Linked DNA regions of Homo sapiens: region 2 is linked to region 1. The links are chromatin contacts, found by Hi-C or POLR2A ChIA-PET in ENCODE. All regions are on one chromosome and are shown on one strand. Each heading gives the region's core, a stretch centred on a gene start or an enhancer-like site at or near the end of the contact. The rest is flanking DNA. Distances are from core to core; before and after follow the strand shown.

Evidence for each region. Hi-C counts contacts between places; a loop is a spot of excess contacts on that map. ChIA-PET counts read pairs that join two places held with the same protein, here RNA polymerase II (POLR2A).
Region 2: a map of PC-3 shows a loop between it and region 1 (2.6-fold over the local background). The contact joins the enhancer-like site here to the promoter of LINC02629 in region 1. A Hi-C loop is called at or near these places in 1 of 168 maps with a recorded cell type or tissue (PC-3). POLR2A ChIA-PET finds 5 or more read pairs at or near these places in 1 of 52 experiments (A673).

What each region holds. Positions count from the first base shown.
Region 1 is chr10:33,900,396-33,907,148 of GRCh38, reverse strand. LINC02629 (long intergenic non-protein coding RNA 2629) reads right to left here and starts at 3,018. Exons shown (of 6, transcript NR_170279.1): 1 at 2,759-3,018.
Region 2 is chr10:34,523,434-34,530,186 of GRCh38, reverse strand. The region is part of intron 2 of PARD3 (par-3 family cell polarity regulator); the gene reads left to right. Among named protein-coding and RNA genes, the nearest start is that of PARD3, 290 kb to the left of the region's middle. RefSeq lists enhancers at 1,466-2,041, 3,432-4,187. Within about 2 kb of position 3,331, at least 9 of the 41 ENCODE cell types and tissues checked have a DNase peak (open chromatin) inside an H3K27ac peak, as active enhancers do; they include A673 and PC-3, where a contact is called at or near this core.

The DNA.
Region 1 (6,753 bases), core at 1,769-4,268:
AAACCCTAAAACAATTACTAAAACAATGTCACACAGAGTTATAGCTAATAAGAAAACACAATGGTCAATGAAATCATTAAAAATACACTCAATCCAGGGATTTCTGATCCAGGTGAAATGGTGTACAAGTCCATCTCCAGTTAAATTGCACTTAACTCCCTGTTAAGTACAACTATAAACCCTGGAAATAATGTAAGAGGCAATCGAAGGAGAACTATACATGATGGGAAGAGGAAGGAGGACTCTGGGGGGAGTCTCTGGACTAGAGAAAAACAGCAGCATTGTGTCTTACGTTCTCCCCATCCAACACAAGAAAGGGACTTAGGCCTGGCATTTTCTGATTCCGGGCCTGTCCACTAAAGGGGGCTCAGATCAGCTCATTTCTTCCTTGGAGTGAACAAAAGCTCCGCCATTAATTTGTGCAGCAGCAATGGAAACAAACAAACTCTACCAGCAACGACAAACAAGTTCGGCAGCTCCCGCAAGGGAGACCGATTGAAGGCCCTGCTAAGAGTAAGTGTCTAGGTTAAGTACTCTCCTTCCCCACTGGGGCTAAGACACTCATCCCCAACCCAAGCACCAACAGGCACTGGGAAGGGAGACCCACTGCAGTAAGCCCCTGGCCCAGAAAGCACTGTAATTTCTTGCCAGGCTTGAGACTCCCATCCTCCACCCAGAGACACCAGGTGGCCAGGCAGCACTGACAAGGGGGATCCCCCAACTATAAAGACCTGGTCCAGGAAGTGTATTTGTCCCCTTGGGTCAGAGATTTCCTTTTTCCTCCTAGGAAGCACGAGACAGCCTGGCTTAGGGAAACTATACTACACCACTGCAAGCAGTACCAGCAGGGACTAGTGGGAGCCCCGGTGGCACCAGAGAAAGCAAGCAGCCAAAACAGCTCTGAAAATGAAGTTGTCACTAGAACCACACCCCACAACATTAGGTCAGAACCGCTGTGCTAAATCTAAATAGGCTGACTGCTGTCATCACAGATCTAAATAGGGCCCGGATCTCCTAATATCAAAGCCAAAACGTCCAGGATATAATAAAAAATCACCTGCACATCAAGAACCAAGATTTTAAAGCAGCCATCATAAAAATGACTCAACAAGGTATTATTAATTTTCATGAAAGGAATGAAAAGAATCGTAAATCTTAACAAAGACGTAAGTAATAAAAAAGAACCAAATTGAAATAACAGAAATTAAAAAGGCAATAAGAAACAAAAAACTTGCTAGGTGAGTCCCTCAACTGAACTTCTTACCTGAGTTTTGTCCATTCTTCTCCTTGCACACCTTACTGTAGTGTTAATGGCCCCGTTATTATCTCTTCAACTAGAATTTAATTCTCACAAGGCAGGTATCTTATCTGTTTTACCCACTGTTGTATTTCCAGTGTCTACCACCATGCCTGACAAATACTTCTTAAATAACTGAAGGAATTTTTAAAATACCCAACCCCAAAAAGGCAGAGAAAATGGAAAAACGGAAGAGGAAATATAACTTAATCATTTCTATAATTACATTAAATCACAATGGCCTAACCCCCAAATTCAAAGGCAGAAGTTGTCACAAGAAAATAAAATCAAGAGCCACTCTCTGCTGCCTGCAAGAAATGCAGTTTAATTGTAAAGACACAATTAGGTTAAAAGTATGGAAAATAATACATCATGCTAACACTAATCATAAGTAAGCTATAGTGGTTATATTAATATCACACAAAGCAGTTTTCAGAGCAAAGCATATTAGCAGCGATAAAGAAGGTCATTTCATAATGATAAAAGGGTCAATTCATTATAGAAAACAACCACTGTAAATGTTAATATACCTAAATAACAGAGTCCAAAATACAGGCAGCAGAAACTGGTAGAATTTCAAGGATAAATAGACCTAGAATAGAGTGTCCATAAATGGATTCACACATACATGTAAGTGAATTTTTGACAAAGTTGCAAAGGCAATTTTGTGGGAAAAGAATAGCTTTTTCAATAAATTGTACTGGAACAATTGGATAACCATATATGCAAAAATGAACCCTGATCCCCACCTTGCACCACATACAAATATGAACTCACAATGGATCATAGACTTAAATATAAAATATAAAACTATACAACTTCTAGAAGAAAACATAGGAAGAAAAATCTTTGTAATGTTTGATTGGGCAAAGATTTTTTACATACAGCACCAAAAACATGATTCATAGAAGAAAAAAGTCTGACAAATTAGATTTCATTATGACGAAGAACTGTGCTCTTTGAAAGACACTGTAAAAGGAAAGAAAAGACAGCCACCGACAGGGAGAAAATATTTACAAATCACATATCAGCTAAGGAACTTGTATTCAGAATATATAAAGAGATTTCCAAGGCTCACTTATAAGAAGACAAACAGCCAAAACCAAAATGGGCAAAAGATTTGAATACACATTTCTCTGAAGAATATATATGCATGGCAGATAAGCACATGAAAAAATGCTGAACATCATTAATCATAAAGGAAATGCAAATTGAACCCACAATGACTGATACGATTTGACTGTGTCTCCCCTCCGCCAAATCTCATCTTGAATTCTAGCTCCCATAATTCCCATGTGTTGTGGGAGCAACCTGGTGGGAAATAACTGAATCATGGGGGCAGTTTCCCCCATACTCTTCTTGTGGTAGTGAATAAGTCTCATGCGATCTGATGGTTTTATAAAGGGAATCCCGTTTTGCTTGATTCTCATTCTCTCTTGTCTGTCACTATGTAAGACGTGCCTTTTGCTTTCCGCCATGACTGTGAGGCCTCTTCAGCCACGTGGAACTGTGAGTCCATTAAACCTCTTTTTCTTTATAAATTACCCAGTCTGGGGTATGTCTTTATCAGCAGTGTGAAAACGGACAAATACAATGACATATCATTATACATTGGTTAGAACATCTAAAAAAAAAACAAACACCAACTTGTGATACCAATGTTGGCAAGGATGTAGGGCAACTGGAACTCTCATACCCTGCTGGAGGTAATGCACAAGGATGCAACTTCTTTGGAAAAGAGTCTGTCAGGTTCTCAAGGTAAAGATATACCTACAGTATGACCCAGTTTCTATACTCCTAGAACTCAAACCTATGTCTCCACAAAGACTTATACACAAACATTTATAGCAGCTTTATTTGTAACAACGCCCAACTGGAAACCATCCTGATGTCCATCAACAGGTGACTAGATAAACAAACTCTGGGATCTTCATAAAGTGGAATACCATTCAACAATCAAAAGGAATAAGTGATCAGTATTCACAACAGCATGGATGAATCTCAAAGTAACTATACTGGGTGAATGGAGCCAGACAAAAAAAATTTATATATATGCTTCTGTTTATATAACATTCTAGGGAACACAAAATAATCTACAGCAAAACAAAGCATATCAGTGCTTTCCTGGGGAGTGGGATTTGGGGAGGGGAGAGGCAAGAAAGAAGGACTACTGAGGGACACGAGGAATTTATCCGGGTGATGGAAATGTTCATTATGTTGATTACGGTGATGAGCATTTACAGAAATCAAACTTACCAAATTATACACTTTATGTGTTATTTATTGTATGTCACAATTTAAAAAAGAAAATAGTAATACAACTATTTCAAATGCTGTCATTTAACCCACAAAATATCAAGGATTTTTAAGGATGTGTCTTTGACTGCAATGCAATGATATATTCCTGAAAGTATAGGTGGATAAAATTCATCATGTTATGAAATATACAATCAAAGAGATCTCAGGGATTCTGTAATTTTTTTAGGTGAAGAAACTGGACTAGATGGGGGTAAACTGACTTGCCCCAGACCATATAGGAACTCCATGTGCCTAAACTAGCTCATGAAAATGAAAGCTTTGGTTTTCTGCCACCCATAAAGCTAAGTCACAGTGACATTTTAATAAATGGTCAATAATGTTGAGTCCCTGTAGTCTTAAAGTTTACTGCCTGATAGGAAATTCGTTGGCTAAAAAATTCAAACAGCCTTTCTAATTGTTGTTGAGTATAGCACAAAATAATCCACATATTCTATCTGACCATAAATGTCAGTGAGAATGTTTTGGTATATTCTATAGCCCATACTGATGGCTTTAAATGAAATGTATTTAATTTATTTAATATTTGCTTCTGCATAAATTAAAAAATGGCACAAATCACTCAGGATACTTTACTTTCCAAGCTCAGAAAAATGTCATATTATGCTGTTTTTGGTTTGTTTAAGATAAAACCACTTTAATTCTATCTGCTGCAGAGTGGTCTTAATAAATACACAAATCTATGATTTCATCAGTGCAAATGGCACCCTATAGAGTTTTACAGTGCTGAAGATCTTAGATGTATATTTATTAGAAAAGAAAATGTGCCATCAATTTATTAGAAGTATAATTGCTATAAATGATTTCAAATGCGACGCTTAAGTATCATTAACTCTGAAACTTTAATCTTCTTCAACTGGTAAACAGAAGTGTATTCTCATACCAATGTACATAACTAAGTTTGCTTTTTTCTTTTAAAAATTTTTTTATTTTTAATTTTTGTGGGTAAGTAGTAGGTGTATATAATTATGGGGTACATGAAATGTTTTGATACGGGCATGCAATGTGAAATAATCACATCATGGAGAATGGGGTATCCATCCCCTCAAGCATTTATCCTTTGAGTTACAAACAATCCAATTACATTCTTTTAGTTGTTTTAAAATGTACAATTAAATTATTATTGACTATAGTCACCGTGTTGTGCTATCAAGTAGTGGGTGTTATTCATTCTTTCTAATTTTTTTTTGTACCCGTTAACCATCAACCACCCACCCCGCTCCCATCCCCACTACCCTTCCCAGCCTTTGATAACCAGCCTTCTATTCTCTATGTCCATGAGTTCAATTGTTTTGACTTTAAGACCCCACAAATAAGTGAGAATGTATAATGTTTGTCTTTCTGTGTCTGGCTTATTTCACTTCACATAATGATCTCCAGTTCCATCCCTGTTGTTGCAAATGACAGGATCTCATTCTTTTTTTATGGCTGAATAGTACTCCATTGTGTATATGTACCACATTTTCTTTATCCATTCATAATAGCTAACATTTGGAAGCAACCTGAGTCTATCCACACTTCAAATTCAAACAGCCTTTCTAATTGTTGTTTCTATATGTCCATAAACAATTAGGTTGCTTCCAAATCTTGGTTATTGTGAACAGTGCTGCAACAAACATGGGAGCACAGGTATCTCTTTGATAGACTAATTTCCTTTCTTTGGGGTATATGCCCAACAATGAGATTGCTGGATCACATGGTAGCTCTATTTTTAGTTTTTTGAAGATTTTTCTTTTAAATTTCGGGGACAGGATCTGGCTATCTTGCCCAGGCAGCAGCTATGCACAGTTATCATCATAGGACATTATAGTGTCAAACTCCTGGGCTCAAGAGATCCTCCTATCTCAGCCTCCTGAGTAGCTGGTATTACAGGCCACCATGCCTGGCTCTAGGGATAACTTTTAAAGTAATTTTGTTTATGTTGAAGTTTTTTGTACATTTGAGAATTAGAGATGAGGTTTTTCTTGGTCTTTAGGGAGAAATGCCTTAAACCTTGTGTTTTATGAGTGGAATGTATGTAAATAAACAAGCACAATTATATTTCAGAAAAAATAATTTGTAGTAATATTCTTTCTAGTTTAAGATGACTAAGAATGAGGTAATAGTGGCCCAGCAACATGTTTTAGTTAAGACTGCACTCAAGAGAATTTGGTTTGCTTCCCAGCTCCACAGTTGGGCCAAGAAAAGTAATTACAGTGATTAATAATAATATTTGATTTTGTAGTCCCTGAGCCCACTTCTCAGAGCTGGTATTATCTGGGGGCAGAGAAACAAATTGCAGGAAGGAAATGAGAAGCATGTCCTACCATTCGAATTCTTAAGCATTACACCACCTCAAAGCTGCCATGGCAGACCCCGCATGTGCCACCCACGAATTTTTACACCAGGGACTTCCAGTATCTTGTGTTCCTGAGGTAATGTTTTCAGTCTTTAGGGACACATTTTAATTAATACTCCTTAAAGTGCACCTCCTCATGTTCATACATGCTGTTAAGGAGGTTTTAAGTGGTGATGGAGAGGACAGATTTAAATGAATCTTTGAAAACTGCTTTGAAAACTGTAAAAAACAAAAACAAAACAAAAGCAACACATCTTTTGTCCTTAAAAAAATCTCATGTTCTCATCTCTGGCATGATTCTGATGGTCAATGCAAGGAGAGTTCTAAGATACCCAAGGTTTAATATAAACAAATAAATGAAAAGAGAGAAAAGGAAAAAAAAAAACCTTCTCAGGGCAGGGCCGGGTTTCAAGACCACAGTAGCCTTCAGCTCTGCCACTACCAGGAGGAGTTGCCATGGGAACCATTGCAAAAGATTAAATATATCAAGAGTACATGATTGTGAGAAATGGGTGGGAAAGGGAATTATATTAAGTGAAATGATCGTTCTTCTGTTTGTGGTTTTCCAAATCTTTTTTCCTAACTCACATACAAAAACTCCTTTTAATTCATAAACATATAATTCATTAACTAATTACTTTTTGCTGTATGCTTAATATAGAGAAAAGAAGTGTTCATTTTTCACAGCAAAAATTAAAGGATTATTATTTTTTTTGCAGTGCTTTTTTTGTTTTCTGACCCCAGTATTGATTCTGGGGTAAACTCTGCCATTTCCCCTGGACTGGTAAAATAACCTTCTAGG
Region 2 (6,753 bases), core at 2,082-4,581, 620 kb before region 1:
TCCTGCCTCCCTTTCCACCTTCTCCACTTCTTCTGCCTCTGCCACCCCTGAGACAGCAAGACCAACCCCTCCTCTTCTTCCTCATGAAGATGATGACGATGAAGACCTTTATGATGGTCCACTTCCACTTAATGATTATTAAATATATTTTCTGCCAGGCATGGTGGCTTAGGCCTATAATCCCAGCACTTTGGGAGGCTGAGGCAGGAGGATCACTTGAGGTCAGGAGTTTGAGACCAGCCTGGTCAACACTGTGAAACTCCGTCTCTACTAAAAATACAAAAATTAGCCGGGCTTGGTGGTGCACACCTGTAATCCCAGCTTCACAGGAGGCTGAGGCAGGGGAATTGGCTTGAACCTGGGAGGTGGAGGTTGCAGTGAGCCAAGATTGCACCACTGCACTCCAGCCTGGGTGACAGAACAAGACTCCATCTCAAAAAAAAAAGTAAAGTAAAAAATATATTCTTTGCCTTATGATTTTCTTAATAATATTTTCATTTCTCTAGGTTTACTTTATTATAAGAATTCAGTGTGGAATACATATAACACACAAAATAGGTGTTAACTGTTTCATGATAGTGGCTAGGCTTCCAGTCAACAGTAGGCTTTGGTAGTTAAGTTTTTGGTGAGTCAAAAGTTATACTCAGATTTCGACTGTGTGGGGGGTTTGCATCCCTGCATTGTTCTAGGGTCACCTGTTTAATAGCACTGGGGTGATAATGCACATGTGTCCTTGTTAGAGAAAGAGCTCATGGGCCTCCTTGTGGTGTTGAGTACTGCTGATCCAGCTATTCCATGCTACTTTTCTTTCCCTAGTTTTGTGAAACCCTGTTTCCTTGATTTTATTTATATTCTTTAGTCAGTTCTCAAAATCCTTTGAAAGTGGTTTGGAGGAAGGGAAGAGGAACCTGCAATCTCAGCAGTTACCCAGGTTTGAGTTCTGATTTCCATGGGTGATCCGCATTCAGATTGGATGAAACCTGTGGCTTCAATTGTACCTAAGTGTGGACGGCACCCAATTACAAGTAGTTAGCCTCGAACTCTTTTTTGTACCATGGACTCCCATCTCCAGTTGTGTCCCAGGAACTGGCTGAGAGCATGTGATAGTTTTCCCTGTAACTGAATGCATCATCTTTTGTTTTTGTTTGTCCTTGTGCCTGTCCTCTGCCCAACCACCCAAATGACAAACCTAGACACCTAAAATCTGTCATTTTCCTTCATAATGGCACCCATCCACCACATACCAAGTCCTTTTAAATAAGTCTCCATTCTGCATTTGAATAATTATACATCCTGATTGTCTTTTCACCACCTTTCCATTAGCCTTGGCCCTCATGACTTCTTCATTATTAGACTAATGAGCTACGAGTGTTTACCCTCCTAGTCCTTCTCCATACCCCTTGAAACCTCGTGCAGAATAAATGCAAGTTAAACTGCTGTGTGTTAATGACACCCCGCAGTTTTCAGGATAAAGTCTATATGGCTTAACTTAGTTGTCTTTCATCTTCCCCTCTTGATTACCTCAGTCTCTTGAAACTTTCTCAAATATTAGTAACATTTCTTAAAAACTTGCTACTTACAGGAAACATCCTAAGCAATTTGTCATAATCAAATGAAATTTATGGGGAAAAAACAAAACAAAACAAAACAAAACAAAACCTATCACTACTGAGCCCAGAGGAGTGAAGAAGTTACCTAGGGCCACGCAGCTGGTGAGTTGTTTGAGGCTGACTCATCTTGAGAGCTCATTCATGATTAGCAACCTTGTGGTGGTAGAATGAGTGGAATTCCTGGCAAACCGCAGGATAAAGTGTCTCCATCTCCATTATTCTGGGTCACTTGTGTGGACGTTGTCTTGGGAAGCAAATGAAGGCAAGTAGAGGGTTTGGCTTTCCTTAGAATAGATTTTCTTTAAAACTTAAAATTTTTAAACTCTTTGTGCTTGACTAAGTCCATTAGATGGCACTAGTATTTACCTTCCAGAAGATTGGCATTAAATTTCAGTATTAAAGCAATTTGTGGATTGGGGGAAATATTTAACTTGCAAGTTATTTCTTTTACCTGTCAAATATGGGAGTGAAAAGATGGGCACACAATATTTATTCTGTGTTCAGTTTTTTAAAAACATTGCTAAACAGGTTATACTAATGAAGAGTTGATAAAAAGAATTTTATTATTTAGTTACTTTTTGAATAAACCTGCCAGTTGATTAAAATGAGCCTAATTTAATCAGTATTGTATTGCATACTGAAGATAATTTAGGCTAATGTCAAGGACACCGTTATCTCTCCTTTGTAGAAGGTGTTGAAATAATGAGAGTAGCAAAAAAGGAGTCAGAAAATGAAGTTTTTCATCTTTGCCCCTGGGTGGGTATTTAAAAATCACACCCTTCCTTCTTGCATGCAAATTAAACTGAAAGTCATTTTGTACTGTAATATTAACCTTACATTTTACAAAATAAATTTATTGAACTTTGATCTTTTGCTAATATTGGTTTGTGGTTGTCAGAATGAATTTGAGGTTTTCATTGTGTGTCATTTTCACCTGGACTTTCATTCAGAACTTGAAGTGAACAGAAGTGGTGGGTTTGATATATCTTAATTTGAAAATAAATCACTGTTAAGCAGCAACTCCTAGTTCTACTTTCTTCTTTTTTTCTGAATCACTTTTTTCTTCTCTATCTACCCTCCCCACTCCAGCCCATGTCTTAATAGAATCATCTGAATTCCTTTCTTCCTTTAAAGTAGTTAAACGGCCCTCAGTTTTTCTTGTGATGCTTTTAGATGGAAGCTAAGTCATTGCTGAGGTTCTTGTTCAAATTGTGAAGTCAGCAGGTAAAGGGATTATGAACTCCCAAGTGAGTCCCCTATACAAAGGGCAGGTTGCCTTGGAAACAAGGCTAGTTCTTAGAGTTGGAAATACCATCTTGTCTTTAAATGCCAGGGCTGGTGATGTGCTGACCCCTGCTGCATCATCTCTAGACCTAACATTGTGTGGAGAAGTTTTCCATGACTTTGTGCAAATTGCTTAACTGCTTCCCAGTTCTGATTGATTGGCCAAAGCCACAGCCAAGTTTTCTTTTCTAGTGCTTCTCATTTTAAATATAATTTGCAAAATTTAGGACTAAGGAAGTGATCCTTCAAGTTTCTATTTTAGAATGAAAAGTTTTCCACTACTGATTGCCAAAAAATAAAGTATAGAGTTTACCAGATGGCAAGACATTTTAGTGATGAGTCATTTTTTACAAGTTCAACAATGGAATGAGTGATGCGTTAAGGAAGCCCAACGAGGGAATGTCTCGGTTCTGTGAGATGGTATTACTTGATGGTAGAGACGGAATTACCCTTGTTTCTGACGACACTGGATATGAACTGTAGCAGGGAGCTCAACGGTACAAGTTGGTAGGAGGAGGCAGTTGTAGCTTAAGTGGGACTCCTACTTTCCCTGCATCTAAACATTCGTAACTTGCTGGTGGCACAGCAGGAGGAGGGTTTGAGGGTGGTGTGTGGGTATGGAGACAAGGGCTCCCCACCCGTGGAACCAAGCCCTGGTTTACTATATCCAGCTAGCTGAAGAGGTAAAAAGACTAGAAAGAAAGGGCCTTCCTAACTAAAGATCTCAGCTCTGAAAGACTAGAAAGGAAGGGCCTTCCCACTAAGGATCTCAGCTCTGTTTTTGTGGACTCACCAGTGGATGCAGACATTCAGAGGAGCAGGAGAGCAGGGCATGCTCCTGCCTGGTCGTGACTGTCCTGCTATGTTTCTGGGTTGTGCATTCACATTGGCAGCTTTTCATGCCCTGGGACTATTACAGCGTAGGGACTGGGGGAGATTTCAGGATGTGACTTATGCCTGGGAGTGAAGGGAGTGGTGTTTAGTGGAGATTAGGAAGAAGATGGAAAGTATTTCACCCCCAGTTGCTTGCTCACTAACGTTTAACATTGTGATTGGTGCTGTGGGTTTTGGTGGTGGTTGTCTTTTAATTACAGTTTAGAGAGGCTGTGTGTGTGTCTGTGTATGAGAGAAAGAGAGATTTTGGTTTATCTCGTTAAGACCTATCTATTTCCTACATGGTGTTGGATTTTTTTTTTTTTTTTTTTTTTTTTTGATACGGAGTCTCTCTCTGCCACCAGGCTGAAGTGCAGTGGTGCGATCTTGGCTCACCGCAACCTCCATCTCCCACGTTCAAGCGATTCCCCTTGCCTCAGCCTCCCGAGTAGCTGAGACTGCAGGTGTGTGCCACCACGCCCAGCTAATTTTTGTATTTTTAGTAGAGACGAGGTTTCACCATGTTGGCCAGGATGGTCTCCATCTCTTGACCTCATGATCTACCTACCTCTACCTCCCAAAGTGCTGGAATTACAGGCATGACCCACCATGCCTGGTGGACTTTTGATTAATAAAAATATTTTGGCCGGGCACAGAGGCTCACGCCTCTTAGAAAAAAAAAATCTTTTTTTTTTCTTTTAAGCAAAATCCCTACTGCAGACTGTGTTGTTAATTTAAAGAGTTACTATTGAGGGATTCTCTTATTTATCATTTGTTAATGCAGGCATTTCTGGATACACGTAAACATATGAATTGTCAAGCTAAATTGTTCACAGATTAGAACACTATGCTGTTGACCCCTGTTTCCACGTTACTCCCTCTTAGATATGTTGGAAGGTTGGCAGAGTGGCAAGGCTGGAACATATACCCATAGGTGAGGTACTGCTCTAATATCACAAACCATGGGGCTAGAGCCTGAGACGGGTTTGAGGTCAAGTTTCCTGGTACTGTGTACGAGAAAGTCTATCCACACTTTGCCATTCTTGGCTTAGCCAGTAGGAACATTCGCTAGTCTTTAATGTGCTCATGGTATTTTAGTGTTCTTTTCTAAGTTTTAGGTCTTTTTTATCAGACAGTATATACCCTTCTTAATATGCTGATGAAGCGTGGAATTAATCTCACATGCATAACATTTAAAGTTTTCCAGTGGCAAGCTTAAGATTCTTGTTCTGTAGCGAGTTTTTATTGGTATAGTTTGTATTACTATGATTACAAAACATCATTGGTTCAAATATATCCTTTTGCTTACTCGTCCAGTTAAACACTAGCTCTATTTAAATGAGTTTTTAATGAACCATGCTAGCAAGTAAGGCTCAGAGAATGATTAAGGATTTAGTATTGTCTCTGTGTCATTAAAGTAAATTCAGTCATCAGAAAGCTTACAAATTGATTTTTAGTTCCCTTTTTGTTGTGTCTACGTAATAATTAGTTACTACATCATCGCATTTGCTTCTGAGATTATTCATCTTGCCCATTTGCCAGTCTTACCATGTTCTCTTTGAGGGAACACTGCATGTGTTCATGATAAAATCACAACTCGTGCCACTTCCTCCAGTTTGGAGTCAACCTATCTGTATGTGATTAGCCCATTTCTGAATTATTTTGTTCTGTCTTACTGTGCTATCCTACTTTTTATTAATACTTAAGCAGTAGTGTTATGTAGTTGTAACCTCATGGGTGGATACCAGTGTAACAGTGGCACTCATGATAGAGAGTAGAGCAAGAGGGGTTTATATTATATTTGGCAGGTGGGTCAGTTAGCTGATGGCTATACGAATTTGCATATTTTCATTGTGGTTTGTGGTTGACATACTCAAGGCTATTAGTTGAACATAAGTCTTAAACTGGGAATCTAATTAGTCTGAAGGCTCAGTGGGTGATAGACTATGTCACCCTGAGGGACAACAGAATTAAATTTCAGCTCTGAAATGTAAGCATCAGGGCTAGGGAGTATCATAGGTGAATATCTTTCACTGTGGTTTCCAGATGCAGTGGAATATCTCTATTAGGCATGAGTGTTCAAGAAATACTTTCTTCTTAAAGGATGGCATTAGCTCTTGTCGGACAGGTCTCCCTTTGGCAATTGACAGATAGAAGCTTATGATGATGGTGGTCTCCTGTGTTGTTCAGGAAGCAGCGGGAATGTTCTGCCCTCTCCTGCATGATATTTTGCTGGAAATGGCTTTATTAAAGATTGATCTCATTTAGCTCCCTTTCTTATGTTGGATAATACACTGTGATAATCTACAAAAGCATGTTAGTGTTTGGTTAGTTTTTCTTTTATGTAAGTGCCACAGGTTATCACGTGTGCTTTATGGGAGACAAGTGTAAATGAAATCTTAAAAAAAAATAAGAGATAGAAAAAGGGGAATTCAGAAACTCAAATACTTGATCTAATTTATAATTTTTTTGGACATCCTTGAGTGAAAGGGCAGAAGAATTTAAATGTATTGGTAGGTATGATCCTAATTATAGAAATCTATAATTTATAAACTATGGAGACGAAAAGTGATTTTTGAATTAGTGATAGTTTAGAATTATACATCATGGAACAGCCTGACTTCAAACTTAAAAAATGCATGTATCTCCAACTCCTTTAGTTTTATTGTTAAGTTTTTGAAATTTATTTCATTATGCTCTAGTTCTCCCATATCTGTTGAATTTTCTTTCTATTCTCTTCTGTTACATTCTTCTTTATAGGCACATCTGCCCATGACATCTCCCTGTCATCTCTCAAACACGCACTTTCTGTGTTGTGCTTCTTGTTGACTAAGCCGCTGGATCTGGCTTGACTCATGGAGGCTGCTCATGTTTCTTAGATGAAGAGAGGGTCATGGAGGCATCTTCAAGTTTATTCTTGTTTCTAGTATTCTCCAACATGTTTTGTACTTTATCCAGGGCCAAAATATGATGCCTTTTTAAAAGA